Linked DNA regions of Homo sapiens: region 2 is linked to region 1. The links are chromatin loops, found by intact Hi-C in ENCODE. Cell type or tissue: PC-3. All regions are shown on one strand. Each heading gives the region's core, and the rest is flanking DNA. Links, peaks and the distances in the headings are about the cores only. Region 1 overlaps LRMDA (leucine rich melanocyte differentiation associated). Region 2 overlaps LRMDA (leucine rich melanocyte differentiation associated).

Region 1 (11,778 bases), core at 2,536-10,535:
TGAGACAAGAACCCAGAAGTTCAAGTATACAGCGAGCTATGATCACACCACTGCACTCCAGCCTGGGCAGCAGAGTGAGGCTCCATCTCCTAAAAATGCTACAATAAAAGAATAGCAAGTGGGTGGAGCAGGAACACATATACCCCAAACAGGTGTGATGAGCCCTCAACTTTGGGTTAAAGAGGACAGAGAGAAGAGCATACCTCAGTAGAGTCATGTGAGCTGTGTATGAACCACCAGGGTATATACATAGTTAGGATTTTCAAGAGGTAGAGGCTGGGACTTGATGGAGGACAGAGAGAGCATCCTATAGAGGGGACACACAGGACAAGCACAGAGCCAGGCCAGGGGGCATGTTTGAGAATATATACAATATACAGTTGTGTAGAGCAGTATGGAATGGACCCCGAGTACAATAGCTGTTCTGAGAAGAACCTGAGCAGCTAGGAAAGGCCTGGAGTCATGTGAACCCGCCCTGCAAGGATGGTTAAGATCTGGGTAGACAAAAAGAAGGCAATACAGAGCAAGCAGAACAGCAGCTCAGGGGCCAATGTGAGCAAAGCCTGGGTGGGAGAGGAACAGAGCGACGGCGGCATGGCTGAGGCAGAATGACAAGCAGCCAGGTCAGACAATAAGGAGGTGGCTTTCCCCTCCATCCCACAATCCAGAACACCAGCCAACCCAACCTCTCATTCTACAGGATTGCATAGAATAATTCAGAGTCTTGCTCAAAGTCATACAGCCAATTTAATGGCACAGATGGCTCAGAAGAGCTCTAATCACTGCCTCCTGGCCTGGTCCACTTTCCAGTAGACCACACTGCCTCCTCCCAGAAGCAGAAGCAACACTTGTTCCTCCCAGGGCAGGGGGCATCCGGAACCTGAGGCAGAGCAGTTCCAGTTGTAAAGATGAGTCCACTTCAACTTTATCCAAAATGGCTACAAGGCCCTTACCTGATTTTCTTTAGTCACACCCAATTTTTTTTTAAGGTTTTATTCTGAAAACCTTGAATAATAAAGTTCTCTTCAAGGATCACTTCAAGTTCTTCAGAAATGATCTAAGGGTTCTTTGGTCTGGGTGATTTGCATTAGTTGGCTCATTGTCTGCCCCAAAATGCACTAGGAACAGAAAAGAAATTGAGATGGGAAAATAAAAGAGCAAGAGAGTCTCTAAATTTCAGTTTTTGCCTTTCACAGAGGGATTCATGGCTTGAATAACAAATCTTTAAGCTGCTGCTGACAGTGCACTTCATAAAAGGACGACTAGAGAAATAAATAAATAAATAAATAAGAAGTAAGTAAGTAAAAGAAGCTGAAGGAAAGACAAGGACCTCAACTGGAATTCTAGGGAGGAAATTAGAAAGCAGAAAAGGCTTACTATTTCAGGTTGTTGATGGTGTGTCAATCCTGAGAAGAAAAACTTGGTTGAAATCTTTGTGAGAATGTTCCAATCACAGTGCAATCCTGATATGGAAAAAAAAATCCCTGAAAAACAGGCTAAAGAAAGCAACAAAAACAAAAAATCCATGACAATGAATTTCTAATTTAGAAGATAAAAAGAACTGTCTTTTACCAAAAATAGTGAAAGATTGTAAGACACATTCACAAAATATTTTTCTACAACAAGCATAACACTAAGCCTCTTCATGGTGGACAGAGACATCATCAAATAAATGTGTTTTTATTTATTTGGGGTTCTGAGTTTTGTTTTCGTTTTTTTAATGAAGCTTATGGGTATAGAGAAATTCTGGTGTATAGTTTAAGCTCATACTAGCAAGACTTTCCCCTGAATCTGACCCTCCATTACCTAAGTACAAACCCTAATTAGGCTTAAAAGGGGAGGAAGAAAGAAACATCATATCTATTTCCTTAGGAGTCTTATTTTGGGATTCAAAATTCTTCAAAAAACTCAAGCTTGAATTATTCAGCCATTTGGTGGTTTGAGTCAAGGTTTTATGAGCATTTTCTGTCTATCAGCCATCACAAGTTGGGGAAAAGAAGACAAAAACATCGTAATTCAGATGCTATTCTGAGGCTATGTCTATGTCTAACAATGTTCAAAGGCAGCTTGCCTGCCAAGAACATTTTGGAAAGCAGTCCTTGACTTAAAAGCTAAAGATCAGAAACTATTGTCATCTTCCATTCTTACTCCTCAGGTTGACTCATAAACCTAGAATCCCCCCCTGCCAAATATATGCACCCACAATATTGCCGAGAAAGCAAAGTTCTAAGAGTCAGGACGGCTAGAAACAGTCTTAAATGCCACCCAATTCAATGGTAGCATTTTTCACTGTTTTTTCTTAACTTCTGTTTTAAAGTACACCACATGACAGCAAGTCCCAGGAGGACCACTGTCCACCAAATGTGATGGGCAACTAACTGCCACACACAGCACTTTGCACCCAGTAGCTGTTCAAAGGTATTTGCTGAATTGAATCTCAAACAGACACAGGTTTGCATTATAAGCACCTCACAATTGCGCATCAGGGCACTTGAAATACTCACCCTCATATATTATATTCCCTGTAAAAGACCTAACTTATGCTACATGTGCAGAGACCTTTGATGTAGAGAGCATGAAGAGAGCCTGTTGATGCCAGGAATGGCCAAGAGAAGGAAGATTGAAACTGGGTTCTATAGGACACCATCTGAGCCACTGGATCCACCCACCTGCCCCGAACGCTACCCTAACACCTAGGCAATAGATTTCCTTTACTGTTGAAACCAGTTTGAGTCACTTGCAATATAGAGTCCTCATATGTTGCACATATCGCATGTACATTTTATTTTGTCTTTTGACAAAGTCCCCTCCAAACGTCACCTCCTCCAAGGAGGTGCAATTAATTGTTACTCTCTCTGCACTCTGTGGAATATCGTTGACTCTCTCTCTCCTCTCATCCTCTGAGTGGGCCCAACTCTCCCAGTGATAGCAAGGGAAAGGAAAGGCTCACTCAGCAGCAGACTGCTACAACTGCCTGATCCCAAACACAAGACACCAGAGAATAAGCTTCAAAGTTTCCCACTCCATGATTTTCCAGAAAGTGATGTCCTCTTGCACATCAAGAGACAAGAAAACATAGATGTGCAATGACATAATTTATTATTTACCTACTTTTAACCAAGTCAGTGGGAGAAACAATAAATATGAGTATGCCCAGAAGTGTCTCTTACTCAGACCCATAAAAACTCATTTATAAATAACTCAAAATTTCCACCCAGGATTGATGCTTTCTCTGCTGCACGAAACTCTCCCAGGCTCCCTTGTCAGCCTTTTCCTGAAGTAGATCCAAAGAGACCCTGGGTTACCCCACCCCTAATTGTTACCTATTTCATTTGTATATAGGTTTTCCTCATTAAAATGTCATTATAAAATGAGGAGTCCATTTTAAGGGTAAACAAAGAGTGGTATCTAAATATACTAATATCTCAGCCTTTACTGAAACTAACTTTTATGTAGTCCAACTCCTACCATGTTCTTTGTTATCCTCTCAGTTGAAAGAACGCAGAATATTCTACAGCTCTGCAGGTGACTTCTCTTTCCATAAAATCTCACTAACTAGGATATGCTTTTCAAAATTTACCAGCCTAGTACCTTTCTTTTCAACTTGCTATAAAATGCATTCTTTGAGTAATAAGGCATACTCCACAAACGTGGCTGTGTTCTGTCTTGTATTAATATTATACTTAGCTATTTGAGGTTTGTCACTCCCACGAGAGAGTGAGCCCCTTGATGGCAAGGACAAACATCTTTTAATTGCTTACAGTGCCCAAAACCAGGCTTCATACAAAACAAACCAGTAGTTTCAAACTTGAATATACATCAGGATCAACCACGGAGCTCATTAAAAATACAGATTCCTGAGTCCCACCCCAGGGACTCTGAGCCACCAGGTCTAGGGTAGGGTCAGGGAATCGACATTTCTAACAAAGTGGATCTGAGTGATGCAGGTTGTCTGCATCCTACTGAGAATGACTCAAGCAGAACTCAGTGTGTCTCAACCATACTGAGAATGACTCAAGCAGGACTTCAACAAAAAAAAGTCTGAAATGAATAAGAGTACAAAGTTAGCTAGAAAGATTTTCCAATGTCACCACCAGTCCTCTCTCCAGCATGCACACCTGAGGATGTCTCCCGAATACACCTCCAGCCCCTAGAAAGCAGAGCCTGATGTTTGGCAAACTGGTCTCTCCCAACAGCAGAAAAGGCACTTTCCCCAAGCCCTTTCCTCTGCCTTCAATGTGTTAACACCCAGGCCCAAAAATTACATCTGGGGACTCAGAACCCCAAATGCTCAAAGATAGCAAGCAGCCTGGATCAAAAATTCCAGAATTTGGCACAAGAAAAACATGGAAACTGAGGCTGTGGAACCATGATGGAATCTGGCAACCAGGAATGCCTTTGTCACCTCTCCCCAAGATCTTCGGGATCTGGCTGAAAAGTCAAACTTCTAGCAGGCAAACAAATCTGAGATGTTAGGAAAATAATGAAGACAGCAACAAGACAAATAACAGCCCAAGAGGTCATAAAAGGGGACACTGGTTTCCTTTAAGAAAATTTTTAAACACCCCCTTGTACTGCTCACTGGCTCTTTCCTTTTTTTTTTTTTTTTTTTTTCTTTCTTTCTTTTGAGGTAGAGTCTTCCCTTATCTGCCAGGCTGGAGTGCAATGGTGCAATCAGCTTACCACAGCCTCAAATTCCTGGGCTCGAGTGATCCTCCCACCTCTGCCTCTTGAGTTGCTAGGACTACAGGTGCACACCAATTTTTTTTTTTTTTAAGAGACAGGGTCTTGCCATGTTGTCCAGGCTGAGCTCAAGTGACTCTTCTGCCTCAGCCCCACAAAGTGCTGGGATTACAGGCAAGAGCCACCGCACCTAGCATCACTGATTACTTTCTAAGGCCAATTCCTTTTGGCCTAGCTGGACTGTAAATTCCTTGTGGGCAGGAAATGTATGTCTCATTTCTTGTATCTACATTAAAACTGAACATACACTAGGTGATTAAAAGACCCTGTCCAGAGAACAAGAGTGCTGGCTTTAGAGCCAGAGAAAACCAAGGTCAAACACCACCTCATTTTTAAACCCCTGTGGCACTTACAACCAGGCTTTGTACAAAACAAACCAGTCATCACCACATATTCTTGTGCCAATCACTCAGCTCCTGCTGCAAAGCAACAAAGGATGGGAGTACAGGGTTGGGAGGGTCTGGCTGTTGAGACCCTCAGGTTTGCTCAGACTCTGCTGACCCTAAAAGGCCACACTCACCACGAGTCTGTGAAGGAAGGGAAACTTTAGTGCAGCTCCCACTGCTCCTGCTGTCCAGCTGTCCTTCCCTCTTTTTTGGAATAACGCCTCATCCTTCAGAACTAACCTGCATTGTCCAACAAGTTCTCCTCGACCACCTGACTGTGTTAACCACCCCCTCTGCCACCTCTCTTCAGCACTCGTCCTGCTGTATTATACCTCCCTGTGGTCGTGTCTGTCTACCCACTGGCTAACAACATTAAGGAAGAGCTGGTGATATCCCAGCCTCCACTGTAACCCTAGAGACCAGCACAGTGCCTGGCACACACAGACACTCAAGAGACATGCCCAGTGAAAGAGCAGACCTTGCTTAGCCTCTATCTTCCCAGATGTGAAATGTGAGCTGTTGTGACAACAGATGATATATAACACAGCCTGAAATAGTCCCCATTCAATAAATTATAAATATTCTCATTGAGATTGCTAATAGTGAACTATTAGTTACCAAAAAGCCCATAGTGCCGGAACTATAGACAACAGAGTTCAGTACAAGGGGCAAGGAGCCCAGGCACCAGCAACAATGGTTTTCTGAGATCCTGTCCTCCAGGATCAATCCCTGAAGCCCACCTTTAGGTTCCACTCCCAATAAAACCACTCAGGAATGGTGAGGAGAGGAATGTCAACTCTTTGTTTCAAGTGGCCCCATGTTCTTCCCCAGTCTCAGTGAGCCATTACCTGAAACCAAGGGCCTAGTGGGAGGGAATGCAGAGAAAAGCCATTCCCACAGTGAAGGAGTGAGGCAGGCTGATTTATGAGGAAGGATTCTAAAGAAGTTAAATACACACCACTTGGCACAGCAACCCAGGGTGAGGAATGGGGGTGCCCTTCACAGCCAGGAAACATCAGGGATGAGTCAACACTGAGGTCAGCAGCAAGGAGGGGGCAACACAGGTCCCTCCATTCTGGGAAGGACTCACAGGCATTCGTCACTTGTCAACTGACCCAAGGTGCTCCATGCATTGCCGTCCCTGAATTCCTGCAATTCTGTGATGCAGTTAAGAACTCCTCCCTTGGGAGAGTCACTGTGAGCATTACTCCAGGGAGACTTACCGAGAATTCCCATCCATCATTCTCATCAATCAATGTTATTTTTTTTTTTCAAATTCTAAATATGATCACTGTAGAAATTTGAGAAATATAAACTATATAAAGAGGCAGGACCCATAATCCCACTGGCATGTTTCTCTCAAGGTTTTTAATCTGTTTTTAGCCTTCTTCTTTATTTTTTTTACAAAGTTTTATATATTTTTTAAAGAATATATAAATATGTAAAATAAATATGTAACTACCTAAAATATATGTATGTTTTAAAGAATCAAGAAATTCTATGGTTACAAAAATAAATCTCTATTCCCTTTCTTTCCCCCTCATTTCTCCTTCCACCATCTCTCTGAGCTGATGCTTTGGTATTTTCCTCCATGTCCCTTGATTTTTCAGTTTTAGGCATTAGCCATTGATTTCCTACTGTGGTTCACTCTTCCTGTGCCACAAGCATAGACCCTTTCTATTCCTGCCTCCATTTTTCCAATATAGATACGTTGTATTTGAGTTAGACCATATTTTGTGTTCATAATTATATTCCTCATGCTATAATTGTGTAAGATATAAAAAACTAATTCTTTCCTACACGTTTTTTATTTTCCCAGGAGTTAAGAATTCTCTACTGATAATTCAATAACAATTTCTTAGCCAATTTTTTAAGTCACCTCTCAAGATGTCCAGATGCATCAGGTGTTACAGCACCTTCATCATGCTGGGGAAGATGCTCCTGGAGCTTTCTCTCCCAACCACTCCAGGCTGATGGCACTCCAGGCTGCCTTCTGGGATCTCCCTCGCCCATGACCCTGGAGATGCCCTTTCCCTCTAATGAGAACATCTCCTTTCTGGTTTACTCTCTTGTTTTCACTGAACTCCTCCTCCAGTAGTTACCTAAGATGGTAAAATTTTTGAGACATTTCATACCTACAATTATCTTCACACTTCCCTCAATCTTGACTGCTTCTTTGGCTGGTAACAGACTTTTGGTTAAGGAACTTTTCCTTTCAGAATTCTGAAGGTGTTGCTCCAGTATATCCTAGCTTCCCATGTTGCCATTTGGAAGTCTGAGGCCCTTCTGAATCCCAATTCTGTATGTTTGCCATGTTTTTCCAGCTCCTAGTATTCTTAAATTTCACAGCCATGTGAGGTGGTGTGAGTCTATTTTAATGGTAGACATTTAGTGGAATCTTTCAATCTGGAACCTTTTGCCCCTCTGTTCTAAAACAATTTCCTGAAATAATTCCCAGTTATCATTTCTTCCTTTTACTCTAGAACTTCAATTATGTTGGACCTCTGAGACTGCTCCTTTTTTCTCCCCTCTCTCATTTCCATATCTTTGCCTTCTCTTACTCTGCTTTCTAAGAAAATTGCCTCCTGTACATTTTTCATTTCATGTGTTGAATTTTTAAGGGCTTTTTTCTTATTCTGTACATATTGCTCGTATGATATGGTATTCTGTTCTTGTTTCAGTGCTATGCTATCTCGTTTTATCTCTCCAAGGATATTAATACTAGGTTTTTTGTGTTTTCTTCTCCCAGCATAGTCCCTGATTCCTCCAAGTTTCTTCCTTTCTTTCTTGTTTATTCTGATCTCTGTCATTCATGCTAGAGGTTTCTCATAAACATCAAGCAATCCTTAAATTTCTGCCCACATTTAAGAATAGAGAACTATTCTCTATTCTTGGCTGGAATGGAAAGGGCTTGTCATCTGGAGTTTCACAATAAGGTGATCTAGCCAGACCAACTAGTCGTGAAGTTCAGGGGAAGTACTTTCAATTCTCCTTTTGGTCTGGTCAATGTCTTCTCAACCCCTGCTTCAGGGATAAAGGCTTGGCTACCACAGTCGTAACAGCCAAGGAGGCAAAGAGCATTGGGTGAAGAATGTCCCAAAATCCACTATGTGTATGTTTGATTAATATGCATGTTCAATTACTAGTTGCCTGTGGTGAACCCCATCCTCAACAATTTTTGGGATTCCCAAGTCCAGACATCCTCTGGCTTATGCTCCCAACAAAAGAAACTTTCAATCTTTCTCCAGAGTGTGGTAAGCAAAGTTGTCGAATGAGAGATAGCATCTGAAGTCTTACAACTTTCAGAGATATTTTCAGAGGTACTTGTGCTACCAACTCGCAGGCATTGGGGAACTATCCAGTATAAATCAGATTGGTTCTCAGCTCTCCCTCCTGCTGATATAGGTTGGGTTCAATTTCCCTTATCTACTTTCCAACTTGCAAAATTCTATTGTTGGCCAGGTGCAGTGGCTCACACCTATAATCCCAGCACTTTGGGAGGCCAAGACAGGTAGATTGCTTGAGCTCAGGAGTTCAAGACCAGCCTGGGCAACATGGCGAAACCCTGTCTCTACAAAAAAAACACAAAAATTAGCAGGGTATGGTGGCATGTGCCTATAGTCCTAAGTTCCTTGGGAGGCCGAAGTGAGAGAATCACTTGATCCCAGAAGGTCGAGGCTGCAGTAAGCCAAAATCCCCCCACTGCACTACAGCCAAAATTGTGCCACTGCACTCCAACATATAAATATATAATATATAATTACATATTATTTATAATTATATATTATATATTATTTATATTATAATTATTATATAATTATATTAATATATTATATAACAATTATAATATAAATTATATATGATTTATATTATAATTATATAGTATACAGTATATTACATATTCTATGTTACTGGTGCCTCCATTCTTGTAAACTTCATCCTGAGTTTATGCCTTTTAAAGAGTGAGACCCTGTCTCAAAAAAGGAAAACAACAAGGGTTAGTGAAGATATGGAGAAACTAGAACTTTCATATATTACTGGTGGGAATATAAAATGGTGTGCTGTTGTGAAAACAGTTTGGCAGTTCCTCAACAAATTAAACATAGAATTATGATATGACCTATCAATTTTATTCCTAGGCATACATCCAAAAAATTGAAAATAGGTGTTCAAACAAAAAGCTGCACAAGAATGTTCACAGTAGCATTATTCATAATAGCAAAATGTAAAATCAACCCAAAACCCAGATATCCATTATCTGTTAAATGTATAATGGATAAACCAAATGTGGCATCCCTACAGTGGAATATTACTCAGTCACAAAAAGGAATGAAGTATTGGCATATGCTACAACATGGGTGGACCTTAAAAATAGTATTCTGAGTGAAAGAAGCCAGACACAAAATACCACATACTGTATAATTCCATTTATGTGAAATATCCAAAATAGGCAAATTTGTAGAGACAGAAAGCAGATTAGTGGTTGCCAGGAGTTAGAGGGAGGGGAGAATGGGGAGTGATGCTTAATGCATATGAGGTTTCCTTCTGGAGGCATGAAAATGTTCAAGAACTAGATGGAGGTGGTGGTTGCACAACACTGTTTGCTTTAAATGCTAATTAATTATGTACTTTAAAATAACTTAAATGGTACATTTCATATTATGTTTTGTTTTTTTTTTTTTTGAGATAGGGCCTTGCTCTGCCATCCAGGCTGGAGTGCAGTGGTATGAACACAGCTCACTGAAGACTTGAACTTCTGAGCTCCAGCCATCCTCCTGCTTTAGTCTCCACCAGAGTAATAGGAACCACAGGCATGTGCCACCACACCCAGCTAATTTTTAAATTTTTTTTTAGAGAAATGGAGTCTCACTATGTTGTCCAGGCTGGTCTCAAACTCCTGGGCTCAAGCAATCCTTCCACTTTGGACTCCCAAAGTGCTGGGATTACAGGTGTGAGCCACCACACTTAGCCTAAATTATGTATTTTTTTAACCAAACAATTAAATATGACTGTCACTGCCTCCATTCTTGTAATCTCCATCTTGTGAGTATATGCCTCTTTTTGTACTGTTTTATAGGGTTTGCAGGGAAACAAAAGATTCGTGGGTTTCATCTGTCATTCTCACCTGTATTATTTACCTGCCAATCTCAGCCTTACATTATTTAAAATATAAAATCAACTGGGCACAGTAGTTCGTGCCTGTAATCCCAGCACTTTGGGAGGCTGAAGCAGGAGGATTGCTGGAGGCTAGGAGTTTGAAACCAGCCTGGACAACATAACGAGACCCAATCTCTACAAAAAATTAAAAATTAGCTGGGTGTGGTGGTACATGCCTGTGGTCCCTTCTACTCTGGAGGCTGAGGCAGGAGGATCCCTTGAGCCCAGGAGGTTGAGGCTGCAGTGGGCTATGATCACACCACTGCACTCCAGCCTGGGTGACAGAGTGAGACCCCATCTCTAAAAAAGAAATGAAAATAATAAATAAATAAATAAAATAATAATAATATATAAAGTCAACAAATATTTACCAGGGGTGATAGAAAACATAAAGCACTATGAGGCAGAATCCTATCTTCAAGGAGTTTTACAATCAAATTGGAATTTTTTTAATATAATGAAAGAAAACCATGTAATAAATAATTGTGGTCAGAATGGCTCAGACAGTATGTGCCATGGAGATCAAAAGAAAAGGTTGTAGCTGTGGATATTACGAAAGGCTTTATAATAAACACTGAATCAGAGTTTGGTAAGAAATACCCTAAGAGAGAAGATGATTTGAGGAGTTTGGGTAAGGAATGAGATAAACATAGGAAAACACAAATATACTAGGCTATGGTAAGGATACCAGCTGGGCCAGTTTGTAATGAACTATATTATTTTTAAAAAGTGGTCTGGAATGAGGTTGTAAAGAGCCTATTTGCCCTTTTCTCACAAAAAAAAAAAAAAAAAGAAAGAAAGAAAGAAAAAGAAAAGAAAAAGAAAGCCTGCAGATACAATTATCTCAATCCCAGTCTTACCAAGTCAGTTAAGCTGTTTGCATTAGCCAACCCATTCAGAACTCTACATACTGGACTTAATCCTGGGCATTTTCATTACCAGCTCTAGAAAAAGAGAAATAGCCCAGATCATCATAAACTACATACTCCAATCTGCTTCAGAATTTCATTACCCTTGGCAAGGCAGACCTGGGCTCACATCCCTGCCCAAACTTCCACACAAAAGGTACTCACAAACCACACTTACCTCTCACCCATCATTCTGAGTCAGCCCTGAAAGTAGGAGCAAATAACACCTGCCAACTGGTAAGCAAATAACCGCCAAAGGCCTGAAATGCCCTCTCCTTCTCAATTATATGGGGATATCAGAGGATCCAAGTGAGGATGCTGTATAGCCAACAGATGGTCTACAGGAAATTTGTCAATGGGCTGGGAGCAAGGGTAAAATCATCACCCAAACCTCTGTACCCAGCACTGGACTTCCCAGCTATGAGTCAATAAATAAATTATCTCTAGGGCTTTGGCAAATGTATGTTGGGTTTTGGTCACTTGTACCTAAAAGAGTCCTAATTCATACATACCCCTAACTAAGTCCCACCACCACTGGACTCAATCATCTTACACTTTAAAGCACCTCCAAACTCAGGTTCCCT
Region 2 (11,778 bases), core at 1,209-9,208, 81 kb after region 1:
TGAAAAATAAGTCACTGGAACAAAATTAACACCCCACCAGGCAATTCCAGTGCACCCTCCCCACCTTAAAGACTGTGTTGGGACTCGGAAAACGATACCCCAGAGTATGGTGCTTTGGCATGCTGAGTACTTGGAACTAAAGGAGACGGGAAGGTCTCAGAGGCTGCCTCGGATGCAAGGCCTCTCTGACCGTCTCCTGCCCGTTTTACTACCCCAAAGTGAGAGTTGCAGAAGCCAGAATTCCTCCTCCCCAAGGTGGGTCTGTAGAAAGTAGAACCCCTCTCCCCCAAAACAAACCATAAAACCTAAAAATATTACTCAAACCTTCCCCCACCTTTCTGTGTAGGAGCTGGCTACAAAGAAATTCTCTGACCTACCTTGTCTGATAGTTGGTCATAAGACCCTCATTCCAGAAGCGTCCTGCCCTATAGCCAGGAGGAAGGATGCTACACAGAGAAGCCAAGAAGAATCCAGGCAGGCAGTCCTTGCTGGGTTCCCTGCCCCCTCCGTCTGTTACCATTAGATCATACCCTTTTGTCCAATGACATTTCTACATGGCTGTCCATTCTTCATCCAACCTTAGCATAGAAACAGATCATATTCCCTGGGTTTTGGGGCCTTCAGTTCACAAGGTTCCTGTGTCACATAAAATTTTGATTAAATAAATTTGCTATGCTTTTCTCTTGCTAACCTGTCTTTTGTTACACAGGTGTCAGCCATGGCCCCTATGATGGGTGAGGAAAGGGATCACAACTTTGTACCCCTACATATGACATGCGAGCGAGTGGGCAATGCCCAACCATCTATCTCCTCAGAAGTCAGCAAAAGCTCTTAACACACCCCATCCCCTCTCACCTTCTGCTCCACCAACCCCCAAAATGCATTTTAATACATTCAATCAACAGAGCTGAAGCAGAACAAATGTTAAAAGAAAAAAACATATTAGGGTTTTTGAGGAACAAAGCACCTCAAAACTCACATATTTAAACCTCTAGAGGGTTGTATGTCTAAGTGAAATAGAAAAGTCTTCGGGAAAAAAATGGCACCTTTGCAAACAGCACTGTATTTGAAAAGAATACATCTAAATGATCCCATGCTTTCATTTCTTTAGCAGTACGGGGACAAACTAAAGCTAGCTTCAATTAGCACAACTTTAATTTTAAAGGAATAAAAATGAAAAGAAGCTTCCTGTGCCATCAACCTATGTTTTTCCCCACTCATGTTTGCTATGAAATTCAAAAGAAAAGACAGTGTAGGAAACCAGCAGCTAGGTAGAGACTCCAGGCAGAGACAAAACTACTATAAATGCCACATTTGGACAAAGGTCAACCGCCAGAGCTCTTCTTCACACATTTTCTCTCTCTGTCTCTGAAGGCATTCACAGAAGGATGCCCTGTTGGAGGTATACAATAATATCTGAAATTTATCTTTTTTGGGTAAACAAAGCTGCATATATGACTCATCTGATTTCTCTTTGACCCATATTAAACTAAATCAGGCTGAAGTTCCAGGTAACATTACCCCTCCAGCCACCCCAAATATACAAGTCTTTTCCTCTCAAAAGATCCCCACATTTACTAAAATAATTTGAGACTCCATCGGAAAGACCATTATGCTTGTAAACTTTAAATAATTTAAATGCTTTCTTGTATATAAATATTTCATATCAGAAATTGATTTCCAAATCAAGTGACCACACTAAGCAGTGTCCAAGTGCATCCCAATGAAATAAAATACAGGCAGCTTTTTTAATGCAGTTGGAAAACTGAATTCCACATGAGGTCATGAAGGATTATATGCACAACACAGAATTAAAATTGCTGCCTCAAACTCCCTTCAAGTCAGGCTAGAAACCTATCCAGTGAAATCTCCAGGAAGAAGAGCTAAACAAATCTTTGCTTTGCTAAACTGCTGAATTTTCAGAGGAATAACCTAGGGTGGTGGTAAGGTTGACAATGGATACTGGATACATTAAAAAAAAAAAAAAAAAAGTCATATCCTGAAATCACTGAGTTTTAACCTTGGGTAAGACAAGGGTAAGGCTTTAAAACCCGATCCAAAAAAGGCTCTGGCCACTAGCCCTTATCTTGTGGCAAGAAGCAAAGGGGAAAAAAAAATCCTGTTCTAAAATTTGCAAGAAAAAACAAGGCTATGATGTGACCCCAAGTCTCAAAACATGCAGTTTCTCCCTTAGCGGCGTGAACAGCAATCACGTTGAAAAGGGTGAACAAAGAACAGAGACGCGCGATAAACACCACTAACCAGGGCTCCAGGCAGCACAGAATAAACCAGCTCAAAATAAATGGGCATCGAGACGCCAACAAAAACTTTCCACGCAGCCTCAGGAGTGTGACAGCCCAGGACCCCAGGCAAATCCTGAAGTGTAGTGAAGGAGGAAGTGAGCAGAGGGTCTGCACTGGAGCCCCTCCCTTGACCTCTCCAACAACGCTGGCCACTTCTTTCCTCCGTCCCTTCCTTGGGTACTGAAAGAAAAAGGCATAACAAGACCAAGTGGGACTGAACCAAGGAAAACATGCCCACTTCTTACACCAAGCCAACGGCACAGAATTGAGCAAATTAGCATGCACATATAACCCCCAAATGTACTATCCAGCACAGCACCACCTCACCGATGGAGACTTAGAACACACACATACACACACACCAAAAAAATGCTTTTTTTTTTTTTTTACCAGAGCAATAGCTGAGAAGAAAAAATTATAACTCCTCAAGACGTAGCGAAAGCTAAATCCTGCCTCGCCTTAGCTGCAGCATTCAGCTTGATGTAGCTAAATTAACAAAATGTTCCCTTGGCATTTAAAGTCTCTCTTTTCTTTTTTTCCCCTTAGAAGCAGGGTAGGGGATGAAGTGTAGTAAGTCAAAAGCAACTTCAAAACAAAATCAGTTATTTGTAAACAATCCTTGTGGGGAATTTTTCTCCCCTCCACTTCCCCTACCCCAAGAAAAACAGCCCTGCCAGTTGTAATAGAAAGCCAAGTAAAGATAAATCAATTAGCTTGCTAATTTCTCCCCTCTCATTTATTTAGCTCTGCACTGTATTTGTCGTAATTGACTACAATTATGTTAATTACTAACTCCAGTATAATTACTATATTTATTGTCATTGAGCACGCGATGTACCCACAGCAAAGCTGGCATTTGTCGGGCATCAAGAAAGCAAACTGTCGAGAGGTGATTCTCGGCAAACTGGCGGATGTGGCTTCAGCAAATGAAAGGGCAAAAGAGATTTCATGCAATGTTAGTTTGAAAGCACCGGTTCATTAAGGATATTAATTTTCTGATAACTACACATTTAAGCATGACACACTCACGCAGTATCTACAGGATTTCGCAATTATTAATGCGTGACAGTTTCAAATGCTAAGTGAATCAATTAAACAGCAGCATTCACAATTTGAGAAGAGATAACTGCTTCATAACTACCTAAGACTACAATTTTCACATGACAAAAAAGAGCCATTGAGGCGCCTTCAAAACCTGACAGGTCAAGAAAGAAGTTTGAAACAAAAGCACCTTACAACCATCATCTCTCCTCTTTACTTGTCAGATCAACTTTGCTAGTGTCTCCCCAGAAACGGCATCACATGCCAGCTGCCACAAGGTGATTTTTCATGTCTTGTCAAAGAAATCTTTTATTCTATTTGCTCTGCATTAACATGTTACATTTATTGATCAAGGGCCTGTTCGGCAGCCACAGCAGGGCACTGAGCTCTCCATGCCTACGGGGCTTTGATGTCCCGGTGACATTCGAGCCCGAATAATGCACATACTAAATGGATTTAATGCAGAAATGTGTTTGGGCCTGACAGTTACATTAATAACAGCCCCTCACACTGATAAATATGCAATTGCTACTATTAAGAGTTACCCAATTATGGGGAAAATATTTCTCTACCTTATAAATAAATCCATCAAGGAAAAAGAAAGTTTTAACAATGGTGCATTTTCTTAAAACACTTCTCCAGCTGCAGGAAACGGGCCGTGTGGGGGTTAACACCGCCTCTCCTGCCCTCCCTCCAATTGTGTTTAATAAGTCTTGCTTTATCTCAAGAATGGTTTGGTGATTTTTTTTTTCTTTTAAACCTCTTTTGTTGGTCTTCCCTGTTCTACCCGTCTCTTATTTCTTCAGAACCAGAGAAAAAGCAGACACCCAAGAGACTGAAAAATTGGGTTCTGTATAAACTCAGCAAGGAGCTTAGGGGAGGTGGTGCAGAGGTGGGGGCAAGCAGCTGATCTCCATAATGATGGGTCTGGAGGAGGAGCTTTAAAAAAACACTCTACGCGAAACCTGAACATGTGTGTGTCTCTCTCTCATTTAAAACCCTAAGTGACCTTGTGCTAGGACAGTGATGGGGGTGGGGGTGTGAAAGGGAAGAGAAAGCAGCTGGGATGGAAGAAACCTTTTATTAGAAAAGTCTCGGCCAGGGAGAATTTGTAGTTATTATATCCCTGCAATTAAACACAGACACCCAGCAAAAAGCATAATCGCTCCCCTTTCATCATCAAGGAGCAGGGAACAGCTGAAATCACCAACACTACAGTCCCTGAGGAGAGGAAAGAGGCCTTTCAGACGGTGGGTGTGTGCAGGCAAGTGAGTTCATGTGCAAATACACACACACCCCCACGCACCTCTTCTTTTCCCTTCAGACTCAAAATTCAAGCATGCAGTTGTCCATCTCAAGGTCCCCCAGTCCCAAGGCTGGCACCACAGTCAGCAGTTGTTGAGCCATTTGTCCCACGGCTGCGATCTCTGATCTGAACCACATCTCACAGAGCAGGGGAGAGGAAGAAAGAAGAAGATAAGTTCTCTGGGAAACTCCCACCTCCCAGGCCTCATGAGGTCCTGCCTCGCCAAACTTTCCAAATCAGAAAGGTTTTAGAGAAATGGGAGAGAGCAGGAAATGCTATATACGTATGACTTCAGGGCCTCTAGGGTCTTGAACTCAGAGCAACAAAATCTACTCAGACCCTGGTATAGTGACTTCCACAGGCTTTAATGATTCAAAAAAAAAAAAAGAAGGAAACTTCCCTCCCAATCCCCACCCAAAAGTAAATACAGGCTTGGCAGTAGCTGTCTTCTCCCACACACAGAAAAAAGATTTACACCATGAAAAGCAGTTTAGGATAACTGTAAAGCTGAAGTCAGACCACTGGGGCCATTTATCCCAGCTCTCCCATTTAACCATCAGGGTGGTCTCAGGCAATTACTCTGCTTCTCTGGGCCTCAGTTGCTTCATCTGTGAAATGTGGATAAGAACAGCTCCATTCTCAAAATGTTGTTGGGAGTAAATGAGATAACATATGTAAGTGTTCTGCCCAGCCATGGCATGTAGTGTATACTTGATAATGTTGGCTGAAAATAAACACGACTTCTTTTTTTTTTTTTTTTTTTTTGAGATGGAGTCTCACTCTGTCGCCCAGGCTGGAGTGCAGTGGCACGATCTTGGCTCACTGCAACTTCCGCCTCCTGGGTTCAAATGATTCTCCTGCCTCAGCCTCCCGAGTAGCTTGGATTACAGGCGCATGCCACCACACCTGGCTAATTTTTGTATTTTTAGTAGAGATGGGGTTTTGCCATGTTGGCCAGGCTGGTCTTGAACTTCTGACCTCAAGTGATCTGCCCACCTCAGTATCCCAAAGTGCTGGGATTATAGGCGTGAGCCACTGTACCCAGCCTAAACATGACTTCTGATGTCATCTGTCTGACTCTCTGTCCCTGGACTCCTTTGGAGAGTAGAGCCAGTCTTCTCTCTTGGTATTATTGGCAAGTCTGCTTTATCATGAAGCTCATCAAGAGAACCATTCTGCCAGCCATCTCCAACAGGGCCCCAGAGGTCTTTCTCAACAGGCTGCAGTTGGCATAGTGGGGGAAGGATTCCTTTCATCCAAAGCTGTCCTATGCCCTGACAACATTTGCCATCCCTGGCCTCACCCACTAAATGCTAATAGAGCCCACCCCCATCACTGTGACAATAAAATGCCCTCTATAGTAGCAGAATTTCCTGGTTGAGAACTTGAAGGTCTAGCAAGTAGAAAGTCTGAAAGGGTTAAATTCTCCAGTCTCCTTCCTAACACCCCCAAATCACCACTGCTCCTAACAGCCACCCTGACAATGTGGAAGGCAGCACCACTCACATGCACGATAATGTCCTCAGAACAGACAGCAGGGCAGAGGGAGAGGGTGGGGCAGTGCGGCCCAAATTCCAACAGCTCAGGGAGAGAGAGAGACTTTACAAGACAGGAAAATAAACCCCAAGATTCTGGGACAGTAAAATGGGTGAGAGGGGAAATAAAAAGCATTATACAAAAGTCTAGGAATGTCTTATCTTAGAGGCAAATGCTGCAGAAAATATGGAGACAATGTTTATGAAAGCACTTTCTAAATTATATTGCAAGTTACAGGGATCATCATCATTCAAGAAAGTGAACCTCAGGGAAGTCCTGTGGCCCCTTAGCAACTCTCTCCAGTTGCCCACCACCTCCTGGGCCAGTCTTACCGTGGCACAAAGTATCATTTTCTCTGGGTAGAAATCCAGGAAGTCAGGAAGCCTTAGGGAGGAGGGAGTGCCACAAAAACCACCCTCACATTGGCCTGAAACCTGCTGCCTTAGTGCTCTTCCCTCCCTTATGGAGTCAGATTTTTGTTTGTTTGTTGTTGAGACTGGGTCTTGCTCTGTCACCCAGGCTGGAGTGCAGTAGCACAAACACTGCAGCCTCTACCTTCTGGGTTCAAGTGATCCTCCCACCTCAGCCTCCCAAGTAGCTGAAACTACAGGTGCATGCCACCACACCCAGCTAATTATGTGTATTTTTTGTAGAGATGGGGTCTTGCTATGTTCCCCAGGCTGGTTTCAAACTCCTGGGCTCAACTGAGCCTCCCAAAGTGCTGGGTTACAGGTGTGAGCCACCACGCCCAAGCTAGTCAGACTGTTTTGACACTTCTACAGGCAGGGAGGTCACTCCAGAAAGTGCAAGTAAAGAGAATCAAAGTCTTCTAAGTGAAACTTTTTTCTTTTTTTTGAGATGGAGTCTTGCTTTGTTGCCCAGGCTGGTGTGCAGTGGTGTGATCTTGGCTCATTGCAACCTCTGCCTCCTGGGTTCAAGGAATTCTCCTGCCTCAGCCTCCTGAGTAGCTAGGATTATAAGCACCCACCACCACGCCCTGCTAATTTTTGTGTTTTTAGTAGAGATGGGGTTTCACCACGTTGGCCAGGCTGGTCACAACTGAGACATTATACATCACCCACCACGTCATTTTCCACTTCATCTTTTCATTGTATGTTCTGGTGGTAGCTGGAGACACCAGGATGGCCAGTGATATTCTTGGAACAAAAATATTTTTTTTTACTGCATTGCTCAGCTTAAAGAGAACACTGGTTCTAACATACATAGAACCTTGCCTCCTAGGAATCAGTCAGGATATATCAGTGCCCTAGAACTACATTGAAAATTCACTAACAATTTATCTTCTAAAGTCTATCTTTTCTACCATCACCTCTTCTGCTCAAGGCTTACAGACATGAGCTCTGTTGCCTCCCCTACCCCAATATCAGCATGCTTCCCAAATAAGACCACTACATTTGAGGTTGGAAATAAATATGAATAAGGCCCTTGGCTGCAAAGCCAGTATTTAATGAAGACCCACTACCAACAGAACATGTCCTTTGAACTGTTCTCCTGAGAGTCTGGGTGGGGAATTTTCTCTCCCCAATCCCACTGGAACATGATCAAATATATGCTCCTAGCTGGCAGGGATAAAAAATATATATGAGGTGAGCTGGTTTAGCCTATGGAATATCAGGGACAGTTGGAAAGCTAAGGTATTTATATTAGTTAGGATAGGCTAGGTTATGCTGCATTAACAAGTAACTCCAAAATCTTATAACACAGATGTATTTCTCATTCAAAATCTATGTCCACAACAGATAAGCAAAGGGTTATACTCATTCCAGTCAGAACCCAAGACTGATGATCATATTACTAAAAGACGAAGTGGCAAATCATTTACTGGCTCTTACAGATTCTGCCCAGTGTTCATACCAAAGAACGCTGAGATATGCAAACACATTATGTGTGGAAGGAGATGAAATCCTGACTATCTGTGAGGAGCCCCAATGACAACCATAGTGAAATGGCCCTCATGGAGGGTCAAGCCCAGGCTCTTAGCCTCACTAGCACCATCTTCTAAGCGCTATGTTTACTAAAGACCCATTATATGCCAGGTAATTTAGAAGGCACATTACACACAGCACTCAACACTTCCGCAATTAGCCCACAGTCAGTTAACCAACAGGTGAGTGACAGAAGCAGGGTTTCAAGCCAGGATGGTCCAACCCCAAAGCCTTGGTTCTTTTCATTACACTGCCCATCTTCCCAACAGAGCAGCAAGTTAACAGCCCAGCTCTGTCTAGCAGTTCATAACAGAGACACAGAAAGTATGGTGTGTCTGTCCTCAAAGCAGCTCTGACAGTATTCCAGGTGTCTGCCTCATTGCCTGCAGCAGGGGAGAAAGGGCAAGGCCACTGTTTCTTTTCTGAAGTTTCCCAAACTCCAAAGCCCTTTACCCTCATCCCGGCCAAAGCCAAGGAAGCAACAAGCAAGCTCTACCTAAGAAACTTTCTGCTAAGCAATTCTCCAGCCCATGCATTTATCAGAGTGATGCAAAATAAGATGCAGCTGCAAAGAATTTAATTTTTAAAACATAAGCTTCCTGTTGCCATAGATCAATTAAACCCTCTCGCTTTTATTGCCAGGTTGACATGGGAATATTTATCACTGTTTGCCATGGGAGCTCTGCTCTGCCTGCTGTGTTCAACAAGCTAAGCAGGCAGCCCACTCAGGGCCCCTGGGGGAGGGGAATGGGGCCACCAAGGAGAACTCTGCCCTGCCCCAATCAGGGGAGATGGGAAACTAAAAAGCTGGAACAGTTCATTAAAATGTCCTCTTTGCATTGAGCAGATTAAGGAACCAACCCGGCTAAAGCACAGAATTATCTTTACTAATTAACAAAGGAAAGGTAAAATATGAGCAAGCTCAAGGAAGAATTTGGGACCATGGACATTCAAATACTCTTGGAAGAAGAAACTGGTATCACCTCTCCAGAGGGTAATCTGACATCTGTACCAAAGCTGCCCTATTTTGTCTAGAAATTTGTCAAAGCAGCTAATCAGAGACATACTCATTAATGAGTATTACAAAGATATTTATATTAGAGCTATTTATAATAGTAGAAATTTGGAAAAAAAAAACAAACTAAATGTCCAACACTAAGGAAAGACTTGAGAAACCTTTAACAATTGTGATACAGGCTGGGCATGGTGGCTCATGCCTGTAATCCCAGCACTTTGGCTGAGGTTAGAGGATCACTTCAGCCCAGCAGTTCAAGACCAGCCTGGGAAACATAGGGAGATCCCACCTCTACAAAATTTAACAACAACAACAACAAAATTAGCCAGGCATGGTGGTGGTGCACACCTATAGTCCCAGCTACTCAAGGGGCTGAGGTGGGAGGATCGTTTGAGCCTGGGAGGTTGAGGTTGAGTTGCAGTGAGTCATGATCGTTCCACTGCATTCCAGCCTGGGTGACAGAGTGAGACCCTGTCTTAAAAAAACATTGTAACGCAGTAAAGTATTTATTGAGATGGGGAAATGCTTCCAACACAATGTAAACAATGGCATCATTTTTTAAAGTATTTGGCATTGTAAAAGACTAGGAAGACAATACAATGATAACAATGGTGATTTCTGGTTGGTAAGATTATCAGTGACTTCAGAGGAAGATGGTTTCCTCCATACTTTCTCTGGGTTTTCCAATATTTCTATATTAATTACTGTTACTCTTATAAAAATTATCTTAAAAAATAAAGATCTTAAATACAATTTCACACTAGACATTGGACTCACATTCACTAATGCATTCAATTTCAAGGGACAAAATGTCATGCCCCCTGCCTGTTACCTGATCAGCTCCCTAAACCCTCTATCCTCATTCCAAGGTGGATGGCAAGACCCTGACCCTGAGAATTGAGTCCAGAGAACTCAATCCAGTTCACAGTCACTATGGCTGACTTGGTTCCTGGCTGATCACAGCAGGAAGAATCAGATCCAGGCTGAAAAAGCAGAAAAGAGGAACGTGTGAGCCTTTTAAGGGAGCCAGAAATTTCATTTGGGCCTGTTTTCTTGCTTCCATTTCCAATTTCTAACGTGACAGGGTACACACTGGCTCCAGTAACTTTAATTCTCCCCCAGAAAAGAGTCACAAAAACAATACAGCCTGAAATCCATGACCTTCTACATGGAGAGGTCACCAGTTTACTGTTGGACAATCCAACTAACACAGAAGTGGATTTGCCATAGTTAATGCAGGAAAGAAGACTCTGACGTATAATGAGAAGAAAAAAAATACATACAGTAACTTCAAACAAAAGTCCAGAACTTATAAGTTCATAACTACCCTCCTTTCCAGCATAAACAGGTGGCCATAGTAGAATCAGCAGAACTATCTCTTTTATGAATGAAATTAACAATGATTGTGGATGGATAAGAATGAATGACAAGACAACAAAGAAGGATGTTCCTTATATGAGTGGTTGAAACCTGGTGCCTTTCTTTTAACTAACATCTTGGCAAGCAGTAAATACAAATCCAGCCACATAAAAAAATTCACCCAAGCAGATCAATAATAGGGAGATTAAATAAATAATCAAAAATCTCCCAACAAAGAAAAGTCCAGGACCTGATGGCTTCACTAGTGAATTTTATCAAACATTTAAAGAATTAACATCAATCCTTCTCAAACACTTACAAAAAATTGGAGAGTAGGGAACACTTTCAAACGTACTTAACAAGACCAACATTGTCCTGATACCAAAGCCAGACAAGGACACTGCAAGCCAATATCCCTGATGAACATACAAGCAAAAATACTCAACACAATCAGCAAACCAAATTCAACAGCACATTAAAAGAATCATGCACCATCATCAAGTGGGATTTATCCCTGGAATGCAAGGATAGTTTAACATACGCAATCAATAAATGTGATATACCACATTTATTGATATATAATATATACCACATTAACAGAATAAAGGATACCATATTAACAGAAAAAGCATTTGATAAAATTCAACATCCTTTCATAATAAAAACTCTCAACAAATTAAGTATAGAATGAATCTACCTCAACATAATAAAGGCCATATATGACAAGCCCACAGCTAACATCACACTCAACAGAAACAAATTGAAAACTTTTCCTCTAAGATCAGGAATAAGGATGCCCACTCTCACCATTTCCATTCAGTATGGTAATAGAAGTCCTAGCCAGAGCAATTTGGCAAAAAAAGAAATAGGAGGCATTTAAATTGGAAAGGAGGAAGTAAAATTGTCTCTGTTTGCAGATGACATGATCTTATACATAGAAAACCATGAAGACTACACCAAAAAACTGTTAGAATAAACAAATTCAGTAAAGTTGCAGGATACAAAATCAACACACAAAAATCAGCTGCATCCCTATACACCAACAAAGAATTATCCAAAAAACTTAATCCCATTTACAATAACATGAAAAAATAAAATATTTTATAGGAATAAAATTTATTCCTATAAATTTAACCAAAGAGGTAAAAGAGCTGTACAATGAAAACTACAAAACATTGATGAAAGAAACTGAAGGATACACACATAAAGGAAGATATCCCATATGACCTAAAGCAATCAACAGTTTCAATGCACTCCTTATCAAAATTCCAA

Evidence for each region. Peaks named below come from ENCODE experiments on the same cell type or tissue, not always from the same donor. Only the 100,000 strongest peaks of a DNase experiment are listed, where the experiment ranks them.
Region 2: it touches region 1 in a loop (8-fold over the local background); 2 of 110 quality-filtered maps call a loop at or near these places.

The regions. Positions count from the first base shown.
Region 1 is chr10:75,524,893-75,536,670 of GRCh38, reverse strand. All of the region lies in intron 2 of LRMDA (leucine rich melanocyte differentiation associated), which reads right to left. Among named protein-coding and RNA genes, the nearest start is that of MIR606, 22 kb to the left of the region's middle. In PC-3, for the core only: no CTCF peak of the experiment used is centred there; DNase peaks (open chromatin) are centred at 3,140, 3,960, 4,940 and 6,170; H3K4me3 peaks cover 921 bases; H3K27ac peaks cover 4,710 bases.
Region 2 is chr10:75,442,789-75,454,566 of GRCh38, reverse strand. The region is part of intron 2 of LRMDA (leucine rich melanocyte differentiation associated); the gene reads right to left. Among named protein-coding and RNA genes, the nearest start is that of LRMDA, 17 kb to the right of the region's middle. RefSeq lists an enhancer at 3,115-4,000. In PC-3, for the core only: no CTCF peak of the experiment used is centred there; no DNase peak of the experiment used is centred there; H3K27me3 peaks cover 2,121 bases.